Linked DNA regions of Homo sapiens: region 1 is linked to region 2. Evidence: chromatin contacts called from ENCODE Hi-C or POLR2A ChIA-PET data. All regions are on one chromosome and are shown on one strand. Each heading gives the region's core, a stretch centred on a gene start or an enhancer-like site at or near the end of the contact. The rest is flanking DNA. Distances are from core to core; before and after follow the strand shown. Region 1 holds the start of SLC26A4 (solute carrier family 26 member 4). Region 2 overlaps HBP1 (HMG-box transcription factor 1).

Region 1 (5,264 bases), core at 2,095-4,594, 480 kb after region 2:
ATGTAGCAAGATTGACTGCTCTTAAGTTAAATAAACGAAGGATTCAATTAAATCATTCTTGTAGCACACGTAGTCACTCAAAAGCATAGATACTCTGTCAGGTGTGGTGGTGTGCACCTATAGTCCCAGCTATTCTGGAGACTGGGAGTTCAAGTCCAGCCTGGGCAAAATAGCAAGATCCCATCTCTAAAAAAGAAAAAAAAGGCATAGATACACTATAAATTTATGTAAATATCTATATTTTATTAATTATAGAATTCTATTATAAAACTCATTTTATGAATCACAAAATACGCTATCAATTAAACTATAATATATAGTAGATCATCAATTATAACATGAACCCTGATAAAATGTGAAAAATCTGTATTTTATAATCAGTGAAATAAGATACACATTTTGTGACCATTTGATTAGTGTCTACTGCACCCATAAATATGAGGCCAGGGTATAAGCTTTTGTTCATCATTGTACCCACAGCCAGCACAAATAATTTCCTAATAAATCCTTGAATGAATGAATGAATGAACAGGTGAATGCGTAATCAAACAAGGGAGTTTGTCTTACACTGCAAATGCCTAAATGATAAATAAGAAAATGCCTTTTAAAAAAGTATTAACTGCTAAATAAGTACTGTAAAGTATCAATAATATTGTCTGATATTTATTTTTAAGTGATGCATCTATTTCTTTGGAAAGAAGTCCTGAATATTTTAAAAGTCTGATAAATAAGAACCACCCACCTCTGTGTGAAACAGGAGAAGGTTGCCTTATAAAGCCCAAGTGAGTAATCTAAGGTGTTTAATATCACAATTAAATAGGGTGGAGAGAGCAAGCTGTTATTTCCTCCTACTCTTCTGTTTTTAAAAAGCCAAATTCAAACGGTCTGCCTTTTACCTATGAGAAAAGCAGTTCTATACCCTTATAGAATCCTGTAACAGAGATACCATTTTGTTCTGCCCCAGCTATTTCTGCTATGGAAAAGCATTGAACAGAAAAAAGCAATTATCTTCATCCAGATACATGCAGGACTTATTATATTGTGATTATTGAACCAAACTCTTATATAGAGAGATGCATTTCAAATAAGAATTCTATTAGCCAAGCTAAGTTACTCTTTTGCCTCCTGTTGTTACTCAAGTCTTTTCTCTTCTGTCCTTCTGCCAGCCTTACCCCACTCCTTAATCCTCTGAACCAGCAAACCATTGCCAAGTTCTGATGCAAAGTGGTTTATAGGCCTGACTGGACCAGACTAAAAGTGTTCAAAATAGCAAGCAACAAGGAGCAGAAATCCATATTAGAATGGGATATGGACTATATTTATATTGGTACAGAATGCCTTCAATAAAGAGTTGTGAGTTGTGTAGGTGAGTTGCCATGGAGCTACAAATATGAGTTGATATTCTGAAATCCTAGACAGCCATCTCCAAGGTTAAGAAAAATCCTTATGCACTCACTTGCAAAGATATCCACAGCATGCTCTTAATGGAGAAAAACAAAGCCTTAGATCAAATATGTAAAGTAATTTTTAGTTTTTTGAAAAGGTATGTTTGGGCTATAGATAAATCTGTTCAAAAAACATGAGAGAAGATAATAATGGTTGAAAGGAGACACAGTGCTTGCCCTCAAGAAGTTTTTGTCTAGTGAGGGAGAGAGAACTTGTATGTAAATAAAATTGTGTTACTAAGGTAGATAGTGAGAAGTAACTTAAGAGAGGATCAGATAAGGTATTAAGAGAATACAGAAAAGGGTCTGGATTAATTCTGAACAGCATCAAAGAATGTTCTTGCAAGAGATAGTGTTTTCACCAGATCTTGAAGGTATGGATGAGGGTATACAGAGTGAGTATATTCAGATTCTACTTTAAAACAAATACTTTCCTCTGTTGTAGTGGAGTTGAGCTATACATCCAACAATAATGAAAAAATACACGCATATATACATATATGGAGAGAGATACATATTTTAGTACATGTAGCAATTGATTAATAAATGTACAGTTTAAGTCGCATGCAAAACCTTGGAGTGATAGCAAACTTCATTGTAGGATGTTTAGCAGCATCTCTGGTCTCTACTCACTAGATCCCAATAGCATCTCCCTAGGTGTGACAACCAAAAATGTCTCCAGGCATTGACCTCTGGAGGCAAAAAAAGCCCTTTATTAAGAACCAGTGGTATACATAAGTAAAACATACACAAGAGATTCCTCCCCTCTTCTCTGTATGTGAATAAAAATTGCAAAGTTCATGACCTGGATTTTCCTTTTAGGTTTCTTCTTTAGTGGTTCTTAACTTCATTGGGTGAAGTAAGCCTTTGAAGATCTGTTGAAAGCTGTTGACTCATTCACTTCTCAGGAAAACGCACATGCTGACTACCATTTCAGAGAATTTGCATCAGGGTTCTCTGGGGAGGAGTTCTGAGTTCTGTTTCCAGGAGCTCGTAGAATTGTCATGGTCTGCATATGCAAGGCAGGTGGATTACGGAAGGTTGATGTACAGAGGTCTGTATTTTGGAGCCTCTTCTGTATTTACTTCAGAACACTAACAATCAGGCGAGAATGTTCTGGTTTATCAAACCCTTCCTTCTGCCTTTCATCTTAACCATGCATTAGTTTTAACAAAGTTCATCCCAACAGAAGACAAAACACTGATGAGGTAGGATAGCTCCAGCTCCTCCTCCCTCTCTTCTAGTCTTGATTTCCATGTAGTCCAGTTTATTCCTTCCCTGATTGTCCAGGAGAATGAGAAAAAGAAAAAACAGAGTCTAGTGGGTAAGAAAGGGCCACCTGGACGGCTTGATTTGGATTGTGAAATAAAACACACACACATGCACACGTAGAATAAGTGGCTAAAATCTGAGTAAATCGTGAACTCTCTGTATCCTCCACCCATTGAATACTCCTAAAAGACTTTCTAGAAATTCAAGGACTTATTAATATAGAAACCTGGCCATTGTTCCTCTTCTCCTCCCCATGTGGTATGAGAGCACCTGTGGCAGGCTCCCAGAGACCACGGACCTCTTCCTCTAGGCGGGCTCTGCTCTTCTTTAAGGAGTCCCACAGGGCCTGGCCCGCCCCTGACCTCGCAACCCTTGAGATTAGTAACGGGATGAGTGAGGATCCGGGTGGCCCCTGCGTGGCAGCCAGTAAGAGTCTCAGCCTTCCCGGTTCGGGAAAGGGGAAGAATGCAGGAGGGGTAGGATTTCTTTCCTGATAGGATCGGTTGGGAAAGACCGCAGCCTGTGTGTGTCTTTCCCTTCGACCAAGGTGTCTGTTGCTCCGTAAATAAAACGTCCCACTGCCTTCTGAGAGCGCTATAAAGGCAGCGGAAGGGTAGTCCGCGGGGCATTCCGGGCGGGGCGCGAGCAGAGACAGGTGAGTTCGCCCTGAAGATGCCCACACCGCCCGGCCCGGGCTCCACTCCCGGGGAGGCCTCGAGGGTTGCGGATGGGACTCTTAAGTGGTCACGGATCAGGTGGGCAGGGGGCAGTACAGCTTTCTTTCTGAGACGCCGAGAGCGAACAGGCTGCTCGGAAAACAGGACGAGGGGAGAGACTTGCTCAATAAGCTGAAAGTTCTGCCCCCGAGAGGGCTGCGACAGCTGCTGGAATGTGCCTGCAGCGTCCGCCTCTTGGGGACCCGCGGAGCGCGCCCTGACGGTTCCACGCCTGGCCCGGGGGTCTGCACCTCTCCTCCAGTGCGCACCTGGAGCTGCGTCCCGGGTCAGGTGCGGGGAGGGAGGGAATCTCAGTGTCCCCTTCCAGCCTTGCAAGCGCCTTTGGCCCCTGCCCCAGCCCCTCGGTTTGGGGGAGATTTCAGAACGCGGACAGCGCCCTGGCTGCGGGCCATAGGGGACTGGGTGGAACTCGGGAAGCCCCCAGAGCAGGGGCTTACTCGCTTCAAGTTTGGGGAACCCCGGGCAGCGGGTGCAGGCCACGAGACCCGAAGGTTCTCAGGTGCCCCCCTGCAGGCTGGCCGTGCGCGCCGTGGGGCGCTTGTCGCGAGCGCCGAGGGCTGCAGGACGCGGACCAGACTCGCGGTGCAGGGGGGCCTGGCTGCAGCTAACAGGTGATCCCGTTCTTTCTGTTCCTCGCTCTTCCCCTCCGATCGTCCTCGCTTACCGCGTGTCCTCCCTCCTCGCTGTCCTCTGGCTCGCAGGTCATGGCAGCGCCAGGCGGCAGGTCGGAGCCGCCGCAGCTCCCCGAGTACAGCTGCAGCTACATGGTGTCGCGGCCGGTCTACAGCGAGCTCGCTTTCCAGCAACAGCACGAGCGGCGCCTGCAGGAGCGCAAGACGCTGCGGGAGAGCCTGGCCAAGTGCTGCAGGTAGCGGCCGCGCGGGCCTGCGTAGAGAGAAGCGGAGCGGGGCGTCCACGCCTTGGGGAGGGAAGGGCGTCCCCAGCGGGCGAGAGTGGGGTGCGGGCGGCGGAGCCCCTGGGCGCCAGCTGCTTCTCCCAGAGGCCCGACTTTCGGTCTCCGGTCCTCCACGCCGCCCTTCTGGTGGGAGGGTGGCTCCATCAGTCTCGGGCCCGAAATGAACTTACCTGGGAAACTCGCCTTTGGGGAGAGTGGGTTCTAGGAGCCCCGTCTCTCTTTTTCCTCTCTGAAGGAAACTTGGAGTGCCTCTTGGGGTACAGTGGGTCCCTGTTGCCTTCTTGGGAGCTTGTTTAAATGAAATGAATAGGGAAACCCAGCTCTTGACCAGGAGGAGTCCTTGAAACACTCAAGCTAAGTAGGCGGGCTACCATTCAGTTAGAGACCAGGATGCAAGCTAGAACCCAGGGGAGCGCGGGGTGTGCCAAGTACTTCATCAGCAGGCTGTGGGACCCCTGGGGAAAGCCACCCTCAGTCTCTAAACCCAAACATGCCGTAACTAGATGTCACAAACATAAAGAAATTAGAGTTTCTAAAACCTTTCATTATAGAACATTTCAAATATATGCATAAGTAGACGTAGTAGTATAATGAACTCCCCACCCCCACCGTTTTTAACCCATCACTCGGCCTCAACTGTGATCAAATCCAAGTTACTCTTGTTTCTTGTATCTACACCTACTTGCTCCCTCCAGTATTATTTTTAAGCAAATCTCATATAGCATACTGTCTTTATGTATTTTACTGCATATCTTTAAAGACTCTTAAAAAATATAACCACATTTCATGATCACACCTTAATATCTAAAAATAACCTCCTAATATCAAAAATTGAGTCATTATTAAAATGTCCAATCGTCCCATAAATGCCTTAATTAAAAAACAATTTATTCA
Region 2 (5,561 bases), core at 2,252-4,751:
TTACAGACCCAAAGTATGTTTAATATTGCCCTATGTCTGGGGATAAAAAAATTTCAAAAGACGTCATTTTACACTTTTTTCACTATTTCATTTCATCTTCACAACTACTATCAGAGGAGAGTAGGGCAGGTATCATTAGCTCTATTTTACAGATGAAGAGAAACTCAGTCACTTAGGTCATATATTTGGTAAGTGATCAAGTTGGAATCAAAACCCGTTTCCTTACATCTAACCCAGTGCCCTTTTTGCTACACCATAATAGTAGCAAATTGTATAGTCAGTATTGAGCAAGGCTCTAAAGCAGTGCCCAGGCTAAGGGTTATTTTTGAGGGATATAGGCAGATAGCATCCAAAATAGAATATTAGACATACAGTAAGGCAATATGCATGCAGTTGGGCTATGTGTCAAGAACGCTGTATCTAGCAATCTAAAATAATCAGATGTAAGCAAATACTTTTAAAAAATAAGAATATAAATTCAGTGTTTAGAAGAGTGAAGAAACTGGGAATAGCATATTCAGTAGTAGAGGGGATAAGTGAATTTCGGTACATCCTTCTGATGTATATTTAACCATTTAGAGCTTTGAAAAAATAACATAGGAAAATGCTTATGAACTTATATTAGGCCAAAAGGTATCAAACTATAATATGAAATATGAAGAAAAACATGATTGAGTATATGTGTACATGAAGAAGAAATTGGATTGTAATACATCAAAATGTAAAAATATCTAAGTCTGGTTGGTGGGGTTAGAAGTAATCATATTCCTTTTTTTCCAAAAAAATTTTTTTTCCCATTTTTTTTCACAGTGATTGTATTTTCTAGTCAGGAATACATTTCAAAACCAAAAAGATCATGAAAAAGTCTTCGTAGAAAGAAATTTATCAGTGTCATCGGTGTTTATTGGTAATTAACATCATGACTTAGAAAGCTTATAAATATTAAGTGATTAACATTTTTTCAGTGCAGTTTTGATCAGCCTGCACTGGGTGCTTGACTTTCAGTGACTTTTAACAGCAATATATTTTATTGCTTTATTTTGAGGAAAAATATGTTGTTGCAAAAGTCAGGATTTTTTTGTGTATTTCATATTCACTCATTAGAACTTTTTCTTTAAGAGGGGGGGTCTTGCTACATTGCCCAGGCTGGATTCCAACGCATAGGCTGAAGTTGTCGTCCCCCTTCAGTCTACCCTAAGTAGCTGGAACTATAGGCATGAGCTACTGCATCAGGCTAGAACTTTTTTAAAAAATGGAATTTAGACTAGAGCCTGAGAAATCAGAAAAATCTTACCATTGTTGCTTATGTTAAATAAAGAACTAATTCGATCGTTGTCCAAAGGGTGAAATAAAAGAGACAACCACATTTTCCTTTCATAATAATATTTAGTTGTTGGATTTTGCTGAGAAATTATTTAAATTTATTAACCCATATTCTCTTCCTTGTGATAATTTTGTAGGCTTGCAGGTAGATTTACTAGTTGTTTAAATTTCCCATGATGATTATTCATCTTTCTATACATAATATCCTATTCAGAATGACAGGTATCTTTTATTATGGCTAGGTCCCAAATTTTCATTAAGAAAACCTAAGAACATTTTTATTTTTATGAGAATTGTAATATATGACCATTTTAAGAAACTCTGAAATGTTATTTAGAAAATGTACTTTTTTTGGCCAGGTGCGGTGGCTCATGCCTGTAATCCCAGCACTTTGGGAGGCCGAGGCGGGTGGATCACCTGAGATCAGGAGTTTGAGACCAGCCTGGCCAACATGGTGAAACCCTGTCTTTACTAAAAATACAAAAAATTAGCTGGGTGTGGTGGCACGCGCCTGTAATCCCAGCTACTAGGGAGGGTTAGGCAGGAGAATCGCTTGAACCCAGGAGGCAGAGGTTGCAGTGAGCCGAGATTGTGCCACTGCACTCCAGCCTGGGTGACAGAGCGAGACTCCGTCTCAAAAAAAAGAAAATGTATTTTTTTAAGTGTGCTGAAGTAGTTCACTTTCAGAATGAAGAAACAAAATAAAAAACACAGTAAATAGAGACATTAAAATAGAATCTTTAAAAAAGGACAAAATAGAATATTCTTCCAGTTTTTTTTAACTTTTATTAAGGAAAGTTTTTAAATTTCCTTTTGAATTTGAAGGTACAAGTGAAAAAAAGAGTCCTATTAGTCTCAGTTTTTGCATCTGAAAGGACGGTTACTAGGTTAAATAAAAGTATATACAATGCCATTTTTCCTCAGCAGAAAAGACTTTTTTTTATAATTCAAGATATTAATCTTTTGGGATTGAAATGTGATTTAGTGCTGAGTATTCAGTTGTAGGCCAAGATGTTAAGGAGTCATCCGGGTCTAAAGGATTTGAGGGAGCTATAAATGGCAGTGTATGATTAAGTTAAAATCTAACACTGTGGCCGGGCGTGGTGGCTCACGCCTGTAATCCCAGCACTCTGGGAGGCCCAGGTGGGCGGATATCTTGAGGTCAGGAGTTCAAGACCAGCCTGGCCAACATGACGAAACCCCATCTCTACTAAAAATACAAAAATTAGCTCGGCGTGGTGGCATGTGCCTGTAATCCCCCCTACTTAGGTGGCTGAGGCGGGAGAATCGCTTGAACCCAGGAGGTGGAGTTTGCAGTGAGCCGAGATCACGCCACTGCACTGCAGTCTGGGTGACAGAGTGTGACTATGTCTCAAAAAAAAAACAAAACAACATTGTCATGTCTCTGATTTATTTTAGGTTTGTGTACTGCCCAAATTGCATGGCTTGACATCATTTCTTAATGTCGTTTTTATTTTAAGTCAGAGCACCATAACATGGTGTGGGAAGTGAAGACAAATCAGATGCCTAATGCAGTACAGAAACTCCTGTTGGTGATGGACAAGAGAGCCTCAGGAATGAATGACTCATTGGAGTTGCTGCAGTGTAATGAGAATTTGCCATCTTCACCTGGATATAACTCCTGTGATGAACACATGGAGCTTGGTAAGCAAAATTAAAAGTTATATAGAAATCTCACTAAGATTCAGATAAATTTTTCTACTTAGCCCGCTTCTCCACCAACCTTGACTGGCTAGAAAGGGATATGAAGTATTTGTATATTAGGAATTTTCAGCATTCTTTTATTGCTTTTAAAATACTACTTAAAACCAACATGAGTTGGGCTATTTATGGTTATTGTAGACACTCATTTACAGATTGTTAAATTAAACTACTTTACTTTGTGTGTAAAGATTGGACCCCACTCGTGGCTTTTCGAAAGATGCTACTTTTGAAATATACTTGAGAGAGCTCAGTAAAATATGCTTAGCCACTCTTCGTGGCAGATTTGCTGGTATGATGTGGAAATTACAGTGGACCCTTGAAACTTGAGGATCTGACATTTATGGTTGTTACTATTGCTAAACTACTCCTGGAGATATGTGACCTTTAGAAATGTGTAAGTTTGTTGAGGTGTGTTTTTGAATTGTATTGCTTCAAGGCTGGTGTTCAGGAGTATGGAGCTAATGAGTCACCTTGGCTTGCTGCCCAGCTTTTCAGCTTGGCTTTGCCCCCATTTAATATATGGGGGTTTCCTTCATGTTTATAAAAACCCTGGGGAGAAGATACAGCTGTCTTAATTTTACAAATGATGAAATGGAGGAGATTATGTACTATGGTAATGTTTGGAAATTTAGAGATCTTAAGCTCTTGGGACACATAACCTGCTTGAATGCCAAGGATTTTCTGGACCCTAGTATTTATTGAGTACTGGTTACTTTTGAGCAAGGAGTGCCATTTTAATCAGGTAGTTGATCTTCCTCAGTTTTTGGTTTAAGGAGGAACTCAGAAACTTAGGGCCGAGGGGAGTATAAATAACATGCCCCTTCCACCTATGACTTCGTTTAAAAAGTAATTTCCTGAACTTCAGAAACAGAAATGAACCCTTTGCAGTAAATAAATGTTGGTCAAAGGCAGTGAGGGAAAGGAAATAGCTATATCAGCATGAAAATTGTAGGGTAGAATTATTTTAAATTAGTGTGATGTTCTAGAACTCCTTGGCTCCTTCATGACTCCATGAAAGAAGTCAGTTTTTACAAATGGATATCCCGAGTCAGTGCTTCTAATTAAAACATTTCAGTTTGGCTTGGCATGATGGTTCACGCTAGTAATCGCAGCACTTTGGGAGGACAAGGTGGGAGGAGTTCAGGACCAGCCTGGTCAACGTAGTGAGATATCATCTCTACAAAAATTTTCTTTAAAAATTAGCTGGGCATGGTGGGTACATGCCTGTAGTCCTAGCTACTTGAGAGGCAGAGGCGTGAGGATCATTTGAGCCCAGGGGTCCAAGGCTGCAGTGAGCTATAATTGTACCACTGCACTCCAGCCTGGGCAACAGAGTAAGACCCTATCTCAAAAAAAAATTTTTTTTTTTTTAAGATAGGACATTTCGGTTTTAGTAGACTATTCTGGAATATTTGCCTGAATAGGAGTTATACATACTTTTATAGTGACATTTAGGAGACTAGAAATTTTCTTGACTTGTATATTTAAGGGACCCAATAGGTTTGTGGAGTTTGTAGGTATGTGTTTCGTGGAGAGTTTTTTTTTTTAAGCCTTCAAGATGCTTTTTCTTCCCTACTACATACACACATACATACAGACATATATATGATTTTTTAAAAGAATATATATATAATTTTTTTTAAGAATTCAGTATTTTGGAATTCATGTTCCTTATAGTGCTTGGTGTGTGCATGAGTGGTAGCTGGGTAATAGTTCCAGTCATCTTATGGGGAGCTGAAAGGGTATCATGAATTGCCTTTTAGGAATGCACTTATAGGAAAAAATAACCGATAAATAACCAGTAAATATTAACAAGTTCAGAATTTATTAGTAAAAAGAAATACTTTAACACAGAGTTGTGTAAGTAGTAGCTAAATATTTATGTGATCTATATTATCATTATGGAAATTATTGTTTATAGTCTGTATAACAGGTTATTAAAGTATGTGAGTAATAAGTCCATATTGCACACATAAAATGCCTTTTTCTTCATTAACTTGTTAATGTAAAAATATCTCAGTGGCATATGGATCACTCCTAGGTGAGGTACAAAACACTAGGGGGAATAAGAAGCAGAAAACACAAACCAAACCATGTTTTTCCAGTCTGTGAACAGAATGTTAAATTTATGATTTTCCTCTCTCAAAATTAATTAGCTAAAATTGAGGACTTCTCTTTTAACTGCAGTTATAATATTGTTCCTTGTATTAGTAATTTCCTTTTTATGATTTTGAGTGTGCTTATTTGCAGATGACCTTCCTGAACTTCAGGCAGTTCAAAGTGATCCTACCCAATCTGGCATGTACCAGCTGAGTTCAGATGTTTCACATCAAGAATACCCAAGATCATCTTGGAACCAAAATACCTCAGACATACCAGAAACTACTTACCGTGAAAATGAGGTGGACTGGCTAACAGAATTGGCAAATATCGCGACCAGTCCACAAAGTCCACTGATGCAGTGCTCATTTTACAATAGGTAGGAGCATTTATTATATTTTTATTGAAACATT

The links. Hi-C counts contacts between places; a loop is a spot of excess contacts on that map. ChIA-PET counts read pairs that join two places held with the same protein, here RNA polymerase II (POLR2A). Pooled maps may share reads with other maps.
Region 1: a loop to region 2 is called in a pooled map, with 5 times the contacts of the local background. The contact joins the promoter of SLC26A4 here to the enhancer-like site in region 2. A Hi-C loop is called at or near these places in 3 of 50 pooled maps. POLR2A ChIA-PET finds 5 or more read pairs at or near these places in 2 of 52 experiments (activated T-cell and activated naive CD8-positive, alpha-beta T cell).

What each region holds. Positions count from the first base shown.
Region 1 is chr7:107,657,484-107,662,747 of GRCh38, forward strand. SLC26A4 (solute carrier family 26 member 4) reads left to right here and starts at 3,345. Exons shown (of 21, transcript NM_000441.2): 1 at 3,345-3,372; 2 at 4,156-4,322. The coding sequence starts at 4,159. SLC26A4-AS1 (SLC26A4 antisense RNA 1) reads right to left here and starts at 4,315. Exons shown (of 2, transcript NR_028137.1): 1 at 4,119-4,315; 2 at 1-2,723.
Region 2 is chr7:107,177,075-107,182,635 of GRCh38, forward strand. It overlaps HBP1 (HMG-box transcription factor 1), which reads left to right. Exons shown (of 11, transcript NM_012257.4): 2 at 2,805-2,988; 3 at 5,299-5,527. The coding sequence starts at 2,820. Among named protein-coding and RNA genes, the nearest start is that of HBP1, 11 kb to the left of the region's middle. Within about 2 kb of position 3,502, at least 6 of the 41 ENCODE cell types and tissues checked have a DNase peak (open chromatin) inside an H3K27ac peak, as active enhancers do.